Linked DNA regions of Mus musculus: all the other regions are linked to region 1. The links are chromatin loops, found by intact Hi-C in ENCODE. Cell type or tissue: heart. All regions are shown on one strand.

Region 1 (5,000 bases):
TAGAAGGAAATGCAGTTTTTACTGCATGGATGTGCAGGTGCGTACACACACACACACACACACACACATACAAAAAAAGAGAATGCTTTAAAAGTAATCATCTATGAATTTGTTAAGCACTTTCAGGTAAGTACTTTATGCACCTACTAATGCTAATGCTCACAACCGTCCTATAAGGTCCTAGGCAAGGGGAGATTTTGGTCATAGTGTAGTGAAGGAAATCCAAGGACAATGTGTGATCCCAGCATCAGATGTAATTGTCAACAAGAGCCTGAGACTGCCCATTCTGAACCGCATGTGAGGTGATGGGAGGACCAAACTCTGATTGATGCTGTTGAGCATCAGTCAAGATCATCAGAGTTTAATATGTAGGCATGTAGTAGCCAAACTCGTATGAATATTCAGTCTCTTGTTAATTTATAAAGAATTAGGACTTAAAAAGGATGCAATCTCACCACGCTATTAGGTTAAGCTCTCCTACAACAAACCAGAAAAAAATGTATTGTAAATTAGGCCATTTTGGAATCCGTGCAATTTAAATGGTTGAGTTATTTTATGTTAGGAAAGTGACTGCACAATATTCATTAGCTAATTTTCATGATGTTTTGTTGTTGTTGTTGTTGTTTTTTTAACACATTGGGCCAAATTACACTTTCAGAGATGCTGACAGAATTTTAATTAACATAATAGGTCTAAATTCAGTTCTTTCTATGGTTGCTTCATTTTGATTCAGGGAGGTGTTGAGCATTATAATTTTCCTTTTTGTAAGGAAGGAAAGCCAGTTTCTGCAGGCTGAATCATGCGCTCACAACCTGCATGAGAATAAGCCCAACACAGGTGTGAGTTTTACCAACGTGAAGTCTAAGCCCTAACAGAGTGGCCGATGGCAGTAAATTATAGCCCCACCTCTCCCTGTATGAAGTACCTCGGCCCCACTCTCTCCCCTGCCCTTACCTGTCTTTTTGTCATCGCTGTTGTCTTATAGAAGTTTACAAGCCTGGAAAAGACAAATATTCGGGTACATTAAACGAATTTGTAAAACATGTACTTTATGAAATATTGTAAGATACATCACATTGTATTGTGTGTATTTCCATTGCAGGTTGTCCCTCCAAAGCATTGCAGAGGCTGACATTGTCACCAGCCCCCAAGGGAAGAAAGCAATAGCATTCATAAAAAAGGGGTCCCAGTGAACTCAGAGTTTATATGCATATGCTTTCTGCTGAAAGCATTGCAGTAATATGAACAACATGTTTTGACCATCTCCTGTCTGAGCCATTTTCCTGTCTGCCAGCTTCCAGGATCATGTGTGATTGTGTAGCAGCACAAAAACCAAATTCTAAGGTGCCTGCAACATCTTACAGCTATTACCTCTGGTCGTGTGGATTTGTGGTTTAAGAAAAAAAAAATATTAGCAGGAGCAAGGGGACACTCAGTACTTAACATAAGCAGCTGTTAATTATAAAACCACAGTCATTTGTATTTTACTAAAAATGTTGATATGACTCTCAAAGAATTTTAAGAAAGCCATTAAATCCCTTTCATCTCTGCATCTGATTTCTACACTTGCCACTTCCTTCTCCCTAAATAATCCCTACTCTCCCTTTTGAGTCCTATTAAGGATCATAAAAACCAATAAAATATCTTTTTGGAGAAAGCCAAAATGTATTTGAGAGAATTAGGGTTGATTAGGGAGATGCTATACTAGATATTATCGCAAATTAGTTCTGTTAAATATGGAGAGGTTGAGCGTTCTGTACATCTCTCTGCAATAAAATACATGGACACGTGTGTGCTCACACATGAGATCCACTGACACAGAGAGCTGCTGGCACCGATCCTTACATGTTTAATCACAGCCCTGCTGTAACAGAAAGAACAGGTTGGTCAAGGATGGGAGGATTTTCTGTAGAAGCTGGAGACATCAATGCACTGTAAGATATTATTTCTTGTCTTCAAGTCTGTCTTTTATTTTGTTTACACAACAAAGTTATTATGCTAATTATGTAGTAATATGCCGCCCCTGAGGACATTCCACGTTGATAGCATCTACTTTAGGATGCAGATTGGGAGCCAATATGTGATTATTGCTATTTCAAAATGATTTGATCACTGCAACAATTTTTCATTCAGAGGGAGTTCTCTGGCTGTACAGCCTTGGTATGGATTTAACAGCACAGTGCAGAAAAAATAATCAGGAGAGTTTGGGGGATTTTTAAAAATGTTCTTCTCAAAGAATATCAATAAATAATATTTTGGAATAGTGAGTCAAGACTAAGCTGTGTATGTGTGTGTGTTTGTACTCTTTCACATGTGCACGATGGAGTGCGGTTGAAAACTCATGTTAATATGTATACAACCTCACTAGGGGGAGCTCTTGGCTGGCTGTTCAGTAGCCTGACCATTGTCTGTAGGAGACAATTTTTCTTTGTTTGAAAATTTACAAGTCATCAATGAAAATGCCACAAATACAGTAGAAGTTTAGGGGGTGGTCACACCACTGGGTTTCAAATCGGGATTTAGGTGAGGAAGGGAAGTCAGTTTCTTCCGTGCTCCCTTTCCCCAGCCATTCTATAACTGCATCCCATCATTTGACAGGTTTCAGAGCTGCTGCAAGTATCTCTCTTTGCCATAGGGCTTTCTGCAGTCTGCTCCTTCTGGGAGTCTCTCCACTGATACTTGGCAATAACAATGAAGATTTTGCAAAGGCCAGGTACTCAGATCAATTAACTAAGCAATGCTCCAAATGTGATCATAGTACCGAACATTATAGTGTTGCTTTAAAACTGGGAACTTTGTGATTAGAGATGCAGACGATCCAAAGAATTTTGGGGTGGGGTGTTAATCAACCGAAGAAATACAAATATTTGTAAAATTTTCTTAAGACAATTACTTTTGGAAGCAAAGCAAAATATGCCAGCCCTAAGGGAACAGTGTGACTGGCTTGGGCAATTCTCATTTTATTATCCTTACTCTGAAAACTCCAATCTCTCCCTCTCCCTCTCCTTCTCCCCCTCCCCCACCTCTCTCTCTCTCTCTCTCTCTCTCTCTCTCTCTCTCTCTCTCTCTCTCTCTCTCTCTCTCTTGTGTGTGTGTGTGTGTGTGTGTGTATCTTTTTAAATCAGAGGAAAAAGAAATAAAGCCAAGTGCCTCTTTCCCTACCATGTTCCTTTCCTTTTTTCTCTACTCTAATGACATTTGGCAGGCTCGGCTGTGTAATGCTCGACTGGTTTTATTGTTGTCTGTTCCCAGTGGGGAATAGTTGACACTGCTCTCTGTTTTCAATTGATATCCATTTTCAACAATATTGCTTTCTATTAGATTCCTGCACAGTTTGTGCCAAGCAAACTGAATATTTACTGGGCTGACCTCAAACCCTTCAAATCAACAAACACTAGAATAAGCAAAAGTATGCATTTTAAAGATCAAATGTTTCTGAATGCTCTTTACAAAATTATTATTTTTAAATGCACCTTGAACTGCAGATTAAATAATATTATGGTATTGCCTCTGTTAGCCCATTTTATTTATTTACTTTCACATGTTAAGTAATGGTATTAAATGTTAAAACACAGTTGTATATATTACTTAGTGAAGGATAATAACAATTCAATAATTTCGTATTTAGCAGACTCCCCTTTTAAGCAATCAAGCATTTTTGGCCCATTACCTTTTAGTGTACACATAGTTTGTAATATCATATTGCATAGGACAACTGAGTTCGACAAAGCAGAAGATGGACAACCACTCCAAGCTTCTTTAGTGCCGGGAGGTTCTGAGTTAGAATTGGAAAGCAAATCCTTTAACCATTGAAAGCCAAATAGCCACTGAATGACATGAATATTTCTAACATCTTTGCTTCACTGTGCTAACCAAAGTTGTCAGAATCTTAATCATACATGCTACCCATCTATTACAGTGCACCAGGCTATAGGGGACAGGTAGGAAATAGACAGCCTTTAATTTTGGAGAAAATCAAGAAAAGGATTAGAAAAGAAAGGGATTTCATATTTTTGAGAAACACCTCGAAACTATTGTCATTTAGCCAAATATGCCTAGTTTCTCTAAAAAACAAAAAGAAAAACAAAAACCAAAGCTTACTGTTCCACCCTTCGGCTGAAGCGGACTATAATCGGATATGTCTACATAAAAGCCTTTGGTAAGTTAAGGTAGCTATTGGCTATTCAAGCAAATAATCACAGGCAGTGACAACAGAAGTACAGAAAGTGCTAACAAGTATTGTGGTGTCTAAAAGATGCTCCATAGATTTGGCTCCCTGGGACCCATGTAAAGGTAGTGTGCACTTGTAACCCCAGCTCTGGGAGAAAGGAGATTGGAAGACTGTGGGATTTTGCTAGCCAGCCAGTATAATGGAAACAACAAAAGGCAGTTTTAATAAGAAAAACTCTGGCTTCCAAGTAAGGTGAAGAAAAATAGAAGAATCTGAAATGTGCCTCTGACTTTTCCTTAGACTGAGATCTCTCTCTCTCTCTCTCTCTCTCTCTCTCTCTCACACACACACACACACACACACACACACACACACTTGCATGTGTGCTTGCACACACACACATGCGTGCACAGACACATACACAAAACACAAAGGGAGAGAAAAAAGATTATAGTGAAAATACAGTCTTTAATGATGTGCACATGACCATGGCTATGACATTACAGAAGATAACCCATTGGGTGAAGTTTGAATCCAATTCATAAGAAAAAAAGACAATGAACCAAAGGTCCCACTTGCAGAGACTGACTTCTCTTTCCAAGCTTGCATTCTTTCTTTCTTTCTTTGTTTTTTTTTCCTTTTTTTTTAAATTTTATTTTATTTTCGAGGCAGGGTTTCTCTGTGTAGCCCTGACTGTCCTGGAACTCACTCTGTAGACCAGGCTGGCCTTGAACTCAGAATTCTGCCTGCTGCTGCCTCCCAAGTGCTGGGATTAAAGGCTCCAAGCTTCCTTAATTTTTTTCCCTTTCCTAATATTTATTCAGTCTGA
Region 2 (5,000 bases), 560 kb after region 1:
CGCTGCGCAGGAACTTGCTTCCTTTTCCAATCCCTTGCAAGACCTGTGTATGGAAAATGACTTTTGGTAATATTTCCAGGCACCTTTAATTTACACACGAATTGTCAGTTATTTCATTTTGAGCGTCATGGGAGTTTTGATGCTGTGTACGTGTCTGCATATATCTGAGGCAGCAGTTTAATCTTTCGGAGCTTTGATTTGTTCACAGACAGGAGCGTGAAGCTAACTTCGGTTTTACTTGGCTAAAGTGTTTCATTGACAAGAATGAACAAATGCCATATAGATCTAGACTTCAGCTACACTTTAAAGGTAGGAGTAGACATTAAATAAATCAGTTCATACCTTAGCACAGTTTTTTATGCATTTTCTTCAGATTTATTTCCTACTGTGAATATTTATTACTTAGAATGAAATATTTAAAAAGAGTCAAAAGTCACTCTCTTGAAATTAATTGCCTTTTACACTAATAGTAACAGTCCTGTGGTTCCCATAATCTTCAGAATCATAATCAAGTTCCAGACAGAGCTTCAGATAACACAATCTTAATAGAATTGAAAGCGAGAAAAAATACTAATTGTATTGACCAGTATATTCAGAATGCACCTGAAAATTCTGTTCTGTCCTCTTAAATAGCAAAGTTAATGTATAATTTCAAGATGCTATCAAGTTACCAAGAAAGTATTTTCCCTCTTGAAATTTGCTAGGATAAATTATCTTCATATTTGAATTATACTCAATTCAAAAAGAAAGCCAAATAAGGAAACTAATCCACGCAGTCGAGCAAGGCCCACGATGGCCCTGAGTCATCTTAGCACAGGGAGAGCATCATAAAGTCCATACTGCACTGTGATCTGTGAACATTAAATAAGAATCAGTGTAACAATACTTGTAGCATCTGAAACATATTACTGTGGGCGGGGATATTAGCTGGATACATAGCAAGTATCAAAAGCTCACCTTCCCTTGACCTGTGCTCTGTCCACACCCATGAGTGAGCATATCTTCCCTACTCATAGGTGTACATACATCTCTTTCTGTTTATATCTCTGTCTCTCTCTCTCTGTCTGTCTGTCTGTCTCTCTCTCTCTCTCTCTCACACACACACACACACACACACACACAAAGAGAGACAGAGATAGAGATGGACAGAGAGAGAGAGAGAGGGAGAACGCAAACCATTCAATTAGGTTAATTGCTTCTAGTTTTTAATAGAAAACATTTCCAACAACTAAGATATGTCCCACCTGTAACATGTTGCCTTATACTCTTGTTAGATAGACAAAGTGTCTCTTTGTCCCATTGTCTTATCCATTCCTTCTAGACAGTAGAATTGGAGAGACATTGCTTTTGTGCAATCTTTCTTCTCTGGCGCAGATTTCCCTGGAGTGACTTAGTTATTTCTTCCCTAGGAATAAAAATGTCTCCTCATCCAAGAGAGAAGACTGTATAAAGGTCCACACATTTCCCCATTTGTGGAACTTTAGCCAAGAACTATCTGTCTCACTTTTAACAAGCAGCACCCACTAGGCAGAACCACGAGGACAAAGCTCTAGATACATTGATAAAATATGGTCTCTTTACTCTACTTTATAAGCAATTTTCTTCATTAATAAGTCAGTTTCAGTAGTTTCAGATAATATAACTTACTTGAAATTAAGGAAAATGAAAATATTATTAAATCTTTGCAAAATCATGGTTTCCTGATAAGAATAAAATAGAAAAGCATAGCATAATTAAAAATTCCTCAGTCCATGTTGTTTAGTATTATAAATAATAAAAAAGATATTTAAGGAAATTAAATACTAAGCTATAAATAGTAGTTTAATTTATTAAAATTGATCCAATCTACATATAATGCAGGATACAATTTACAGACAAAATGGTTAACCCTCTGTCATTAAGAATAGCCAGTGCATTTTAAAACATTATTCTAAAGGCAGTGGCCTTTTTTCTTCTTCTTCTAATTGAGCTGCTTAAGATGAATACAAATGCTAAATTACAGTTGGGACTCAAGTGCACTCAGTCATGTTGCAATTCCTTTGACTTACAGTTTGAGACTGCTTGCCCTCCCCTCTTTGCTAATAGGGTTAAAATGAAGTTACAATGGCACCTATCCGCATAACCAAATTAGAGCAGCTCACATAGGCAGACTCACACACAAATGCACTTATGTAACAAATATATCCCTCAACAGGAAGATGACAGCCATTCAGATAAAATGCTTTTATTATTTACTTTCAACAGGTTTCTATAGCAGTGCCATGACTATTGTTGAATCATTTCAATAATCTTGTTATAGAGCTGGTAATAAAAGAAAAGACACTTTAGTAGAAAGAAATGACCTGCCTTCTGACATCTTTCCAGGCTTCAGTGACAGTGATGTGTAGATTACCTTTCTGTTCAAACAAACAAGACCATTGCTCGACCTTTTAAATCCTAGTTTATAACCTCAAAGGGCTGATGTAGACTTGACAAGGAACACCAACAGTCTACCCTGCAATTTCCCCACTACCAGTAGGGGGGGCAGCTGGTGCAGTTTGACAAGTTAAGTGGAAGGAGATGTCCACGGTAGCTTTATAGCTACCAGGAGACATAATGGCCTCTGCACAGTCCATATCTCTTACATATAAACAAGTAGAGATGAACGATGATGCCTGTATACATAAAAGGATTTTGACCTTATTAAATTAACCAGGGATGGACATCTCACAATTTATGTGTGTGCTTTGTTTCTCAAGGTCCAAAGTGTTTGCCACGTTTAAGTATTTTATCCTATGGCGCTAGATGAAAGACAGTTATTTCTTTGACATTTATATCTATTCTTCCAGAAGAAATTTCTGAAAAATTAGCCCATCCTATCATTTACAAATTATGCTGTCTTCTTCCACTCTCCCATGGGACCATTATTGATGAGACAGTCTTGATATCTGATATCATCCTTATTTTCTCTGTAATGGCAATGAGATATTGTTATATTGAAAACTCTGATGTAAAGGACCTGCAAGAATGAAAACCCTGTATTTATTGGGAAGAAAGAAAGGAATAACAGGCTGCCCGGATGGCTCAGCAATTAAGAGCACTTGCTGCTCTTGCAGAGGATACTGGTTCAAGCCCCAGCACCCACACAGTGGGTTCCTGAGAATCAAATGACCTTTTCTGGGTTCTAGTAGCCATCAGCCATGCATGTGATTCACAGACATGCTCATATGCAAAACACCCATACACACATTTTTTTTTAAAGATGAAAGAAAGAAAAAAAGGAAAGAAAGAAAGATTAAAATTATAATTAAAGCAGAAAATGAATTGTGGCTGGCTGAGAAGTAGGCCAGTGGTTGAACATTTGTGTAGCATGAACAAGGCTCTAGATTCTATCCTCAAAATGCTAAACACTAAGTCAGTGGTTTTATGTTCGTATAATGTGTCTACTTCTTGGCTTTATATGAATGTGTGTGTGCACATGTGTATGATGGTGTGGGTATGGAGATCAGATGATGACATCTGAGAGTCAGTTTTCTTCATCATGTGATCCCAATGATCCAGCCCACATCATGACACTTAGAGGGTGGAGTCTTCACCTGCCCAGCTGTCTTGCTGGGCCCGTTCCATCTCTTTTTAATGCTAATCATTGTGCTAACCAACTCAAATTGTATTTCTGATCTTAAGTGGCCACTCGAATTGGTCCTTCAGTGTCCATGTTGTGGTATCTAGTCTCCCCTCTGTACACAGAGAATTGATGCTTGGTAAATTGGCAGGGTCCTCCCAAGACCTGTCCTCCCTGCATCCGTGTCTGCCTAGAGAGTGAATTAACTGAAAATGTCCTTTACCAGTGTTCAGTGTGTTATCCTTAGGTAAGCATGACTTAGAGTGGAAGGGTATATAACAATATAAGTTTCAGGCAGCAGACAGTCCAGTTAAGACTCCAGCAGGTAGCCGGATTCTTATTCTTATATCCTAAGAATGTTTTGCTTTCTATATTATAATATATAATTATAATATGTAATATAACTATAAAATATTTTATAATGAATATTTTGTTTTTAATAAGAGCCATTTCTCTAATTTTCAGATTTTTAGGCACCTTATCAACAAAGTAAGCCCCACAAATGAAATGGGGTCCTGTAGCATGGTTTCAGTCAGAACACTGGATTTAATATAGAGGTCACTGCAGGGTTTCAGAAGCCTGATATTTTTATGCTAACATAAAGACAATAGTATTCTTATGAGTATTAAGAATTACCATCGTCTAAATTACATGGTATTATATAATTGTGTTCTTATTATTATTTCCAAGATTACTATGCCAATATTATATCTTAGAACATCAACACTATTTGTTTCAAATAAATCAATCCTGATAAGTTTTGTTACTTGGAGAACAATGACAAGGGAATTAAGAGTCAGGAAGAACTTCTTTGTTCTGTTAGAACTATGGAGTTACTTCAGTTCTGAGCTATTTCTCATTGGCTTGTAGATTTTTTTTTATGCCTGATTTTCTTGTTTTGTTTTATTTATAGGGAATGACATCATCCCAGAGTACGCTGCTGCTATTTTAGTCCTGGTGGCAATACATGGTAGAGTTGCATTTGGAAGTCAAAAATTAAGTTATGTTTGTTATACCATTCTAAATAATAGCCATTCACATCACGTAAAATAGCATAAGAAGTAGAATTAACCAGAATGGGCACACAGATAGTCTATGCTATAATACTGATAGACATAACCAAGATAGGCCAGCCTCTCTTCCACTCAATAGCAGAGGACTAGCACATTTACAATGCACGACACTGTTTAGAATTATGTTATGTATCAGTGGTCAGCTTAGAATAGAACTATTGTTGCAACCATGTGATCATATGTAATGTAAGTGTTTGACAACAATAATCAATGCATTTAGTATAAAACGAAAATCTGTTATTTGCTTATGCTGGTGACAGCTGTTCACATAATTTACAATAATTAGATTATAGTAAAGTCTGGGCAAAGTGACACTTAACATTTCT
Region 3 (5,000 bases), 1.9 Mb after region 1:
GCTTTGATATAATAACAGAATAAAAACCTGCCAAGAAAAGAGCAGTGATTAAAAAAAAAAAAAAGACACAAGTTTTATTTGTTTGCATATTACAAGTAGATTATAAACTAATTTTGCAAACTTAAAGGCATTCCCACTAGCAACACCTACACAGGTTTTTTTTTTAAGCTGAATCATATCACATCAAACTTTAAAATGTACCTTTTCATGCAAAGCAGGCATGAATATATGCTCTTGCTCTTCACTAGTTTTCTGCCTAGCTTTCTAAGTGGCAACTGCTACATTCTATCACTCACTCAGAGAATGATGCCAACATTCAGTAGTTGCACATCTGGTTTCATTTTGCTCTCTCGTCCTCATCTTTGATAACCCAACTTGCAGACTTCTGTTCTTTTCTGTCAATTTCTAAAACTTCCAAAGTGGCAGGGGAAAGCACTTATCTGCACGTATCAGCAATGTTAAATGGAAATGAGAATGGCCTTGTCTGGGGGCTGAAACACTTAATACTCTGCTGAGAAGAAAACTAGTCATTTATTTTGGTACAAATGCTGATCAATCAATGAAATATCTCATGAAGACAAAGACCTGACAATATGACCAATAACCCTGCCCTGCTTTTTTATGAAGACCTATCTAGGTTACCTTCATCAGAAAAGAAAATTTAGCTCATTATTTTTCCCCATAATTTGTTTATGTGAGGAAACATTCAAATTAATGTTATTGACATAAACACATAGCTTACTTAGACTAAGTGCAGAGCATAATATCATGTGATTCCAAACTTAATCTGGAGGTGTGGTCTTAGGGTTTCCTGGGAAGTGGACAATGCTGAGAAAAGCTAATTTTCAGTGGGCATCCGCAGCTTCTTGAGCTTGAACTTCAGAGCCTCCCAGGCGCAGAGGCTCTTGGTCTGCATTGTGTGAATACTAAGGAGACACCAATCATTGCCTAGGAAGCATAGTACACTTCTTTGATTGTCATTCTTCCTTATCAGACAGGATGCTCCATGATACCTGGCATTTTTCCCTTTCATATTTCCAAACCTTCATTTTCTACTAAAACTATAAAATAAATCAGAGCTCAACAAATATTTGCTGAATAAACTGATCACCCTCACTGACTGGTACATTTTCACCAAATGCGTTTTATTGAGTTCACACACAGATGGGTGCAAACATGTCTGGCACAAAGACTCCTGTTGGCCATTACTGCCGGAAAAGGTCCCGCAGAGCTCAGCAGCCAAGATGTGTGACTTCACCGAGGACCCGACCACAGAATTCAAGGAGGCTTTCCAGCTGTTTGACCGAACAGGCGATGGCAAGATCCTGTACAGCCAGTGTGGGGATGTGATGTGGGCCCTGGGCCAGAACCCTACCAATGCCGAGGTGCTCAAGGTCCTGGGGAACCCCAAGAGTGATGAGATGAATGTGAAGGTGCTGGACTTTGAGCACTTCCTGCCCATGCTGCAGACCGTGGCCAAGAACAAGGACCAGGGAACCTACGATGATTATGTTGAATGCCTTCGTGTGTTTGACAAGGAAGGAAATGGCACCGTCATGGGTGCTGAAATCCGTCATGTCCTTGTCACACCGGGCGAGAAGATGACAGAGGAAGAAGTAGAGATGCTAGTGGCAGGGCATGAGGACAGCAATGGTTGCATCAACTATGAAGAGATGGTGCTGAATAGCTGAGGACATTCTGTATCCCGAGCCTGTTCCTTGCCCAGTGTGATTTCTGTGTGGCCCCAGAGGCTCCCCTGTCACAGCACCTTGCCCATCTGGTTTCTTTTGGATGATGTTTGCCTTCACCAAATAAAATTTGCTCTCTTTGCTCTCAAAAAAAAAAAAGGAAGAAAAGAAAGAGAGAGAGAGAGAGAGAGAGAGAGAGAGAGAGAGAGAGAGAGAGAGAGAGAGAAAGAAAGAAAGAAAGAAAGAAAGAAAGAAAGAAAGAAAGAAAGAAAGAAAGAAAGAAAGAAAGAAAGAAAGAAAGAAAGAAAGGCTCCTGTTGTCTGAAAGATGCAAAGGTTTCCAAATGTTCTGTTTCAGGCCGTGTCACTATGCTGTTGATCTGTTCCCTAGGACTTGTGGTTAAGGTATTTTAGACTGTTCTATAGATGAAATGTTTGTGTCCTCTTGGAGTTCACATCAGGAAGCCTAATACAAATAAAATGGTTAGACTAGTATTTTGTGGAGAGTTTTGAAGAAAACTTGCTCTTAAAGGTTAATCCTTCATGAATGACCTTAACCAAAGAGAGACAAGATTCATCCATTCATATTCTTCCCCATCCTTCACCCTTCTTGACCACTGTGAAATAATATAGTGAAAAAAGCAGCCAACATCAGAAAAGAGGCAGAAAGAGAGCCTTTATTGGGCATAAGATCTGTGAGAGCCTTGCTCACAAACTTCTCAGCCTTGAGAGCAGTCAGAAAATACATTTCTGTCTTCTGCACCACCCCATCTATGATATCTTGTCACGCTGCCTTTGATGGACTAAGACAGACATAGAAAAATGACCATGGCATGAGAAAGACAATAGCCTGAGAAAAAAGTGGCCCTTCTGCTTTATGTAAAATCAAATCAAGCTCTTGAGATTATGATCTGATGGCTGCCACAGAAGGGCGCTGTAAATTCCTCACAGTCCATTTTCTAGTGGTTTTAGAACTTAATTGTCTTTACTTGGGTCAATAGCATTGAGCATGGAGGGACGTGTGATAAGATGGTTGTGGCGTTTTGTAGGCGATAATTAAAATCCTTGCTTTTTAGCAGGGAAATTGCTTTTACTCACAGTTTTCTTTAGAGCTGAACAGATCATTGAACTGTACTTGCATCCTCCTCTATAAATATGTATCAATACCACACTAGTCATCCTCTGTGCTAAGGAGCTTGTACTGAGCCAGTATTAAAGTTGGCATGCAGGGCTGGGTTGAATATCAAAATGTGTCTCTCTGTAGACCGTTTGTTATGCTGGTTGACTCCCTCATTAAAAATGGAGGAATTATTTACTTCATTTCTGTTTATTTAAAGTGGCTCGGAAGCAACTGGATAGCAAAGCGTTTTCAACAAAGAGAAATAGTGACACCTTGTGGAAGAGTCTAATTTCATCTCCAAGTCTGTTAACATTTCTACCTTCAAAATAAATGTTTAGGAGTACACATTCTCTCCCTTGGGAACAAGTGTACCTTTATATTGGACTTGATACCATATATATTTCATATTATTTTATGGTGCTGCTATCAATCACACTGATTTCCTCTTAAAAAGTAAAATTATTGACATTCTTTAGTGACTCTCCAGGCCTATTATTGTAAATAATAATGGTGACTACAAGAGATTTATCCTTCCAACCTATATCCATCTAAACATACTCTGAAGCAGTAACAATGTGCTCTGTGAAGCATTGGAATCAAACAACACGGAAATACAGGGAATTTTATAATAATCAACAGCACTTACCACTGCTCTTGACAGGCTTTGCCTATTTTGCATATAATTTCCAAAACTGAATTAAAACACATATAAGTACCAAGTACCCAAATGACCATATATCCAAATATTGAGTGAGTAGTAAGCTGGTGTGAAGCTACCAGCAGCTAATGTTAAAATTCTATGGCTATTAATTATACTGCCAATCCTGGATGAGTCCCTTGCAGCTATGGTGAACTTCTGGTGCTTACTCAAGTAGTCTCCCCAAAGGTCCACAGAAATCAGGCCTGAGATGTAGTTCTCACCTTCCTTCTGGGTTCCAGTAGATGTGGGTTTAAGTCTCCTGTATAACACCGGACAAGTTTCTGAACGTCTATCACTATATATCTAGCAATGGACCACTAAGCTTTTACTAACTGAATGATGTATTTTAAATATTGAGGCAGCATTGCCAGAAAACTATTCTTTCTCTTTTCCAGTGTTACCTTTCTCTGTTGCTGCTTCTCTGGGTCACACACCGGGACTTCTTTGAGTAAGTTTCTTGAATGATGCTGTTTTACATGGAAAGTGAGAGCAGATCCTCCCCACACTGCAGTCTAGAGTTTGAGCAGCATCTCGGACTAACCAAAAACCGGACTCTGCCATTTACCACCTGTGTGATCTTGAGCAAAGTACCAAACTTCTCTGGGACCCTGTTTCAGAGCACTTAATAAATGAGGATTGAGCATTGTCCTACCTCCTACAGTTCTATCATGAGGATTAAATGTGTTAATGTATGCAAAGCACTGACTGGCACCAGGCAAAAGCCACGTAAGCATTCACTATTAGTGTAGCATTGTATAAAATAAGTGATAAAGAAAACATTTGGCCTACTCATTAAAATGATCTTCAGGGTGTGTGGAGGGGATGGCAGGGGTCGGGGGGGGGGAGGAAAGGCATTTCACTTCCAAATGTGACCAGCCCAGGGAAGACCATCAGAGTCAGATGCTAGACTATTCCAGTGCTACTACTGGTCACTTTGGTGTGCTTAACTGTTTATGAATACATACGCTCAACTGGAATATGTAATTCATTTTATCCTTTTTAGATAGATAAAATCACAGTTTGAGCTTAAATTATGTTCTCTGCTGTGATGTAGACATGGTTGGATATTTTCCAGCCAACAGAAAGAGGACGATCAGCTTGAGCCTATTTGGGTAAGAAACTGAAGCAGATCTCAGGAAATAACTCATCCTGAGAGAAAAAAAATCTCAAATAAATATGCCCAGTAGCAAAGTCTGTGATCTCTACACAGGCAGCAGAATCTTTCTCACTAGAGTGACTTCTAGTCCCCTTCTCAATTTATTGAATACTGTTTGTTTTATTGATTTTTGCCATTGTTGTTCATTTGTTAGAGACTTGTTCTTTCTGTATTTTAAAAACTATTTCAGAAGAAAGTTTAAAATGCACCTTATATTACTGACTAACATTCACAGCCATTAACTAGGTAGCACTGGGTAAATTCTTGGATGTTCTCAAATACCTTATCTATTAACATTCTGCCTTTCATTTACAATTTTATTGGTGGTTTGTTTTTT

Evidence for each region. Peaks named below come from ENCODE experiments on the same cell type or tissue, not always from the same donor. Only the 100,000 strongest peaks of a DNase experiment are listed, where the experiment ranks them.
Region 2: it touches region 1 in a loop (4-fold over the local background); 4 of 42 quality-filtered maps call a loop at or near these places.
Region 3: a loop joins it to region 1, with 11 times the contacts of the local background. A loop is called at or near these places in 9 of 42 quality-filtered maps.

The regions. Positions count from the first base shown.
Region 1 is chr4:12,536,415-12,541,414 of GRCm38, forward strand. No RefSeq gene overlaps it. Among named protein-coding and RNA genes, the nearest start is that of Gm46846, 360 kb to the left of the region's middle. In heart, a CTCF peak has its summit at 2,371; no DNase peak of the experiment used is centred here; H3K4me3 peaks cover 256 bases; H3K27ac peaks cover 303 bases.
Region 2 is chr4:13,096,542-13,101,541 of GRCm38, forward strand. It overlaps Gm11820 (a long non-coding RNA gene), which reads left to right. Exons shown (of 9, transcript XR_390410.3): 4 at 1-66; 5 at 209-309; 6 at 4,515-5,000. Among named protein-coding and RNA genes, the nearest start is that of Gm11820, 7.7 kb to the left of the region's middle. In heart, CTCF peaks have their summits at 2,509 (motif pointing right) and 4,558; no DNase peak of the experiment used is centred here; H3K27ac peaks cover 151 bases.
Region 3 is chr4:14,432,647-14,437,646 of GRCm38, forward strand. It overlaps the pseudogene Gm11836. Among named protein-coding and RNA genes, the nearest start is that of Gm2560, 140 kb to the left of the region's middle. In heart, a CTCF peak has its summit at 3,083 (motif pointing left); no DNase peak of the experiment used is centred here.